Regions from separate parts of the Homo sapiens genome. Here region 2 is linked to region 1. A link is a contact called in ENCODE Hi-C or POLR2A ChIA-PET data. All regions are on one chromosome and are shown on one strand. Each heading gives the region's core, a stretch centred on a gene start or an enhancer-like site at or near the end of the contact. The rest is flanking DNA. Distances are from core to core; before and after follow the strand shown.

Evidence for each region. Hi-C counts contacts between places; a loop is a spot of excess contacts on that map. ChIA-PET counts read pairs that join two places held with the same protein, here RNA polymerase II (POLR2A). Pooled maps may share reads with other maps.
Region 2: a pooled map shows a loop between it and region 1 (2.2-fold over the local background). The contact joins two enhancer-like sites. A Hi-C loop is called at or near these places in 1 of 168 maps with a recorded cell type or tissue (naive thymus-derived CD4-positive, alpha-beta T cell) and 2 of 50 pooled maps. POLR2A ChIA-PET finds 5 or more read pairs at or near these places in 2 of 52 experiments (T-cell and naive thymus-derived CD4-positive, alpha-beta T cell).

Annotation. Positions count from the first base shown.
Region 1 is chr5:55,976,493-55,979,678 of GRCh38, forward strand. The region is part of intron 2 of IL6ST (interleukin 6 cytokine family signal transducer); the gene reads right to left. Among named protein-coding and RNA genes, the nearest start is that of IL6ST, 17 kb to the right of the region's middle. Within about 2 kb of position 1,684, at least 5 of the 41 ENCODE cell types and tissues checked have a DNase peak (open chromatin) inside an H3K27ac peak, as active enhancers do.
Region 2 is chr5:56,850,796-56,853,981 of GRCh38, forward strand. All of the region lies in intron 1 of MAP3K1 (mitogen-activated protein kinase kinase kinase 1), which reads left to right. Among named protein-coding and RNA genes, the nearest start is that of MAP3K1, 37 kb to the left of the region's middle. RefSeq lists a silencer at 246-425. Within about 2 kb of position 1,585, at least 4 of the 41 ENCODE cell types and tissues checked have a DNase peak (open chromatin) inside an H3K27ac peak, as active enhancers do.

The DNA of each region.
Region 1 (3,186 bases), core at 434-2,933:
ACATAATTTATACTTTAAGGTTAATTAAAAGAGATATCTTGTTTCTTTCTTATGTGAAGTCTTATATTAGTAAATAACTGTGAGATTAAGAACTTCAGACTGACAAATTTCTACATGGCAAAACTCACCATAATATGTATCCTTAAAAGATACCTGACAAATGGAAAAAAATGTTTGTAATTCATAGCATGGCCAAAAATTTTCCCGATATATAAAGAATGCCTACAAATCACTAAAAAATTCTAACACCTAATAGAACAGGCAAACATATTTGAATAGTTTATAGAAAAGGAAATACAAGTAAATCAAGCATGTGAAAAGATACTTTCAACCTCACTCAAAATGAGAGATATAAATTAGAACTACTCAGATAGGAACGCAAAATGATACAGACACTCTGGTAAACAATTTGATAGTTCGTTACCAAGTTAAAAGCACACCATAAGACTTGGTATTTCCACTCCAAAGAGCGTACTCCCCAAAATAAAAACATATGCCCACAATAAGACTTATACTCAAATGTTCACAGCAGCTTCATTCATAAGTCCCAAACTGGAAACAATCCAAATGTCCACCAACTGCTGAATGTATAAACATACATTCAAACAATGGTAGAGACATATAATAGAATACTACTCAGCAAACAAAAAAAAAAGAGTATGAACTGGTGATACATGCAGTAGTATGAATGAATCTCAAAAGCATTACACTGAATAAACGAAGCCAGACACAACAGGTTATACATTGTATAACTCTATTTACAGGAAATTCTTTTTTTTTTTAAGAGATGGGGGTCTCACTATGTTGCCCAGGCTGTCTCAAACTCCTGGGCTCGAGCAATCCTCCTGCCTCAGCCTCCCAAAGCACTGGGATTACAGGCATGTGCCTCAGAAATTCTTGATACGGCAAAACTAAGGTGACAGAAAGCAGATCCAGGGTTGCCTAGGGCTGAGGTAGAGAAGGCACACGTAAAAGGGCATAAAGGAAATCTGGGGTGATAAAAATACTCTATGACTTGATTGTGGTGGTGACTATAAGACTCTATACATTTGGCAGGACGCGATGGCTCACGCCTGTAATCCCAGCACTTTGGGAGGCCGAGGTGGGCAGATCACTTGAGGTCAGGAGTTCGAGACGAGCCTGGCCAACATGGTGAAACCCCATCTCTATTAAAAATACAAAAAGTAGCTTGGCGTGGTGGCGGGTGTCTGTGATGCCAGCTACTCGGGAGGCTGAGGCAGGAGAACTGTTTGAACCCGTGAAACAGAGGTTGCAGTAAGCCCAGATCATGCCACTGGACTCCAGCATGGGCAACAGAGCGAGACCCCGACACACACAGACACACACACACACACACACGCCAGGTGTGGTGGTGTATGCCTGCAGTCCCAGCTACTCATGAGGCTTGAGGCAGGAGAGCTGTTTGAACCCGGAAGGCAGGGGCTGCAGTGAGCTGAGATGGCACCACTGCACTCCAGCCTGGGCAACAAAGCGAAATTCTATTTAAAAAAAAAAAAAGACTACATTTGTCAAAATTCACTGAATTCTGTGTCAACTGTTTCAAAGGCACTGAGATTTTACCTTACTTTCAAGCTAACAAGTCAGCCTACCACAGTGTCATGGATACTGGCAAAAGGCATGACATTTTTGCGTCAGAAGCAAAGGACTGTATTACTCATAACAGTAGTCAGAGTATCAGCATTTTCTTGCGCCAGCTGCTTGAGTCCCAACTGTCACAGGGCATTGTGAAGTCAGATGACACCTGAACAGGCTGCTTCACAGGAAAGAAAGACAGATCTTAAGTAACCCTAAACTTGAAAAATATGCAGGAAGCATGTCTGCCATTTACTCTAGAGGGAGACATTATCTGTATCTTTGAAGACTGTAAGTAAGCCTGTCCTTTGCTCCACGGCTCTGAGAGTCTACCTTCCAACATTCTTTAAAAGGTAAGTTGGCTGGGCATGGTGGCTCACGCCTATAATCCCAGCACTTTGGGAGGCTGAGGCGAGTGAATCATGAGGTCAGGAGTTCAAGACCAGCCTGACCAACATGGTGAAACCCTGTCCCTAATAAAAATACAAAAATTAGCCAGGCGTGGTGGCGGCCGCCTGTAATCCCAGCTACTCAGGAGGCTGAGGCAGAGAACTGCTTGAACCTGGGAGGCGGAGGCTGCAGTGAGCCGAGGTCACACCACTGCACTCCAGCCTAGGTGACAGAGCGAGACTCCGTCTCAAAACAAAGTTCAGAAAAAAGGCAGCCATCAGGGTTTTTGCTGATAAGAAACGCAGAAATGTTAGACTCATGGGTTTCCTATCAAGTTGTAACTAAAAAATGGTGAATTTTATTGTTTATAAATTAGACCTTAAAACAAACAAAATCTGCCCAGATAAGGTATAACCAAAAGAAACGAGTGCTTAATACCTCCAAAGACATCTACAAGAATGTTTACAGAAGTTTTATTCAAAATAGATGAAAAATAAAATCAACCAAATATCTATTAACACTAGGATAAATTATGGTATATTCAAGTAATTGAATCACAGCAATGAAAAATAACAACAGATACATGCATCATGGATGAATCTCATATATAATACAGAATGAAAGAAATCAGACAGGTTGGGTGCAGTGGCCCACACCTGTCATATCAGCACTTTGGGAGGCTGAGGGGGAAGAATTGCTTGAGGCCAGGAGTTAAGAGGCCAGCCTGCACAAAATAGTGAGACCCTGACTCTACAAAAAAATTTTAAAAGAGAAAAAAGGCAAGAAAGTACGCTCTGCATGATTTATTTTACAGAAGTTCAAAAAGAGGCAAAAGTCTACGGTGTTTGGTGACAGAGGTCAGAGCAGTTGTTTTTTGTGAGGAAGGGTATAAAAGGGGACATTCTGGGTGCTGAGCATGTTCTGTATCTTGATCTGGACAGTGATAAATTCACTGAGCTGTACACTTATGAGTTCTGTTTTGCAGTATGTAACAAAAGGTAAACAAACCAAAAATTATCCCAATACCATTCTTACATATTAGTGTTGGCAAAAATATAAAAACCCAAAAAGTATCAACAGGGTGTTGTGAGACTAAGCAACGAAAGTATCGTCACACACTACAGGTTATAGTGTAAATTGGCATAAGCTTCCCAATACATTGAACACTTTAAAAATGGTCAGTTTTGTTGTTTGTAAATTAGA
Region 2 (3,186 bases), core at 335-2,834, 870 kb after region 1:
TGTCTGGCATGTAATATAATTTTTCTGTGATGACACTCTGGCAGTTATTTCTCCATATCGCTGGTTGTTGACAAACATAATATTTCCTTCCTAAGGATGAGCCATTTAATAAATAACTTAAAAATTACAGTAGACTGGTAGGATTCTTTTTGTTTGTTTATTTTTTTGGACATGGAGTTTTGCTCTTGTTGCCCAGGCTGGAGTGCAATGGCGCAATCTCAGCTCACCGCAACCTCAGCCTCCTGGGTTCAAGTGATTCTCCTGCCTCAACTTCCCTACTAGCTGGGATTACAGGCATGCGCCACTATGCCCGGCTAATTTTGTATTTTTAGTAGAGATGGGGTTTCTCCATGTTGGTCAGGCTGGTCTCGAACTCCCAACCTCAGTTGATCTGCCTGCCTCGGCCTCTCAAAGTGCTGGGATTACAGGCATGAGCCACCGTGCCCGGCCAGGATTCTATTTTTGAGTGTTTATGAAATGTCCCCTGTGTGCCAGGCATTGTGCAGAACTAGTGTTTTAGTCAGACTATTTGAGGTTGCAGGGAACAGAGATGGGTTAAAATTTATTTCATTCCAAATTAAAGAATCCACCAAGAAGTTTCCTCCATTGCAGCATGTACACTTGGCCCGTGGAGAACTAGTCATTCATTATCCAGGGGTGGTATAAAAGTGGCTGTCATCATCTAACAGCTTATCAGGGGACCCGTGTACAACTTGTTAGGTTGACTTTTGTTGCTTCTGCATCCCTGTCTTTCTTCTAATTTCTCTCTCTTCTCCCTTATTTCTGTCTCAGTGTTTCTACTTATTACCTTGCTCTGTTTCCGTGTTAAGTGCCACTCTTCCTGCAGTAACACTATTTGTGTGTTTTACTTTCAAACTCTCAGGGAGAGAGCTGACTCAGGCGTACAATACCGTTCAGTACAGAAGGTCATTGGACCAAGGAACATTCCTGGACCAGGCAGCTGTGGAAGCTGGGATGGATTCAGATGTATAAAGCACCTTAAGCATTAGCCACCACCCTTAGGACTGGGCAGACCCTTCGCTTCCCAGAAAGGGGCAGTATGTCAGGTCACTGGGCAGTGTGATAGAACAATGAATAAGAGGGAACTTGTCCTGGAAGAGCTCACAATGTGGAGAGGGAAGCAGATACTTAAACATATACTTAATTTTATGATATATTGTAGTTAATATTTACCATGCAGCGGGAGAGCAGCTAACTGCCGTAGAATGGTGGTAGGAAATTCTTCATTGAAGCCATATTGAGATGGCAAAGGGTATTCCTGGCAGGGAAAAAAAAAAAAAAGTCATCTGCAGAGACGGGAGTAAAATATCATGGTATATTTATGAAGTTTTTTTGTGCTATGAGAAGAGGGCCATAGTTGGTATTTAAGGGGCTCCAGGAAGAAGGTCTAATTTATGGTACTGATGAAGATGATTAGACATAGAACCAGGAGAAAAAGACCTCATAGAAGAGTAGAGGAGAGACCTACAAGAGAGTTAGCACAATCAACAGTGGCTGACACCACATTATAAGGGGAGGACTGACTACAGTTTCCCTGAGAAGGGACCCTTGAAGCATCTTGGTTTTTAACAGGTGAGTTTTGTAGGTCTAGGAAGAGTCTAGCACTAGAAACCTAACCTCAGGGAGTAAGCGTTCTTGAAGTTCTGTGTCAGGTCACAAATTCATTCTTAGGAATGTCTAGAAACCAAAACCAAGAAACCTCATGTTTCCTAAATAAACAGGAAATGAAGATAAAGCTTGATCTGTAATAGTGCTTAAGTTTCTCTTATTTTTCTGACCACAATTTTATTTATTTTTAAGTCTTCAAGGTAGTTTCTCAAAACACATTGTTTAGCTGAAATCTGTTATTTTTTTAAGGTCAAAAGTGTATACACTATTATTTAAAATAGGTATGTTTCTGGGTAATGTTTGGCAAAAATAACTCCCCGAAACATTCACGTTTAACCAACATGAGTTGGAGATGGCTCTCATCTCCCAGTGACTTCACAGCTATCTGTTTAGATTAGCTTTGGTTAAAAAAAGATTTTTTTCCTGCTATGGCTGTGATATCTTAATTGGATGATAAATCACTGCTATATACATACATACATACACACACACACTCATCTAGTAAAAATGAAAACCCTATATATGCCTGGCTTATGGAAGATTATATGTTAGGATTATAACAAAAACAATACAAGTATGTAAAAAAATTTTTCACAGTTTGGTTCTGTTTCAGAGAGAAATTAAACAGAGTAGATGTGATTTATTCGTGGCAAATACAATAGGATTTACTATATATTTCATTGATTCAAAGATCCCAGTGGTTGTAAGTTGTACCATTATTTTATATACTATGAAGGAAATAACACCTGCCAGTTAAATTATAATAACTTTTGATTGCAAGAGGCATTCATATTTCAGATATTAAAATGTGAAAAAATACACATTTTAAAATTAATGACATGTAATTATTACAAAGAGACTAGGAAAAACACTTTGGTTTATATTTGCAGATTAATTTAGGAACAGTGAAAATTGTTCTGAACAACATCTAAATTGCAAATTTAGTCTTAATTAAATACAGAATTATAAAAAAAGTTAATAAGAATAGTCATTAAAATTTAAAACTGGGAAGGCTGTAGGACTGCCAGAGTTAATAAGTGATCATTCACTTAATATATGTTCATACTTATTATGAGCCAGACATGCTTAGATGTTAGGTGTATAGATGGCGATAACACGTGGTCCCCTCACTCATGGAGCTTACAGTTCATAAGAGAGGAACAGTTTGCAAACTGCATTAACCATGTTAAAGGAAAAATACAAGTGCTGTGAAAGAATGGAACTGGGAGTTCTTAATTGAAATTGGGAAAGTCTCTGAGGAGTTGAGGAAAATCTAGAGAGTGGGTAGAAATTAGGTAAAAAGTAGACAGAGAAGGAAGCAGCCTGTCCAGAAGCCCTGAGTAGGAAAGATCTTGGGGTTATTGAGGCAGTGAAGAAGGGGGGTTGCAGGTCTGATGACAGGAATTGAGGTGAGACCACGAGGTGCAGGGCCACTTAGGTTGGGCTAAACATTTTGGATTTTAGTCTAAGCCCGGGGGGAACCACTAGAGCATTTTAATGGAGGAAGTAACCCTGGCTGCACTGTGAAATCTGGGTAAGATTCAAAGTTAAAGAAGC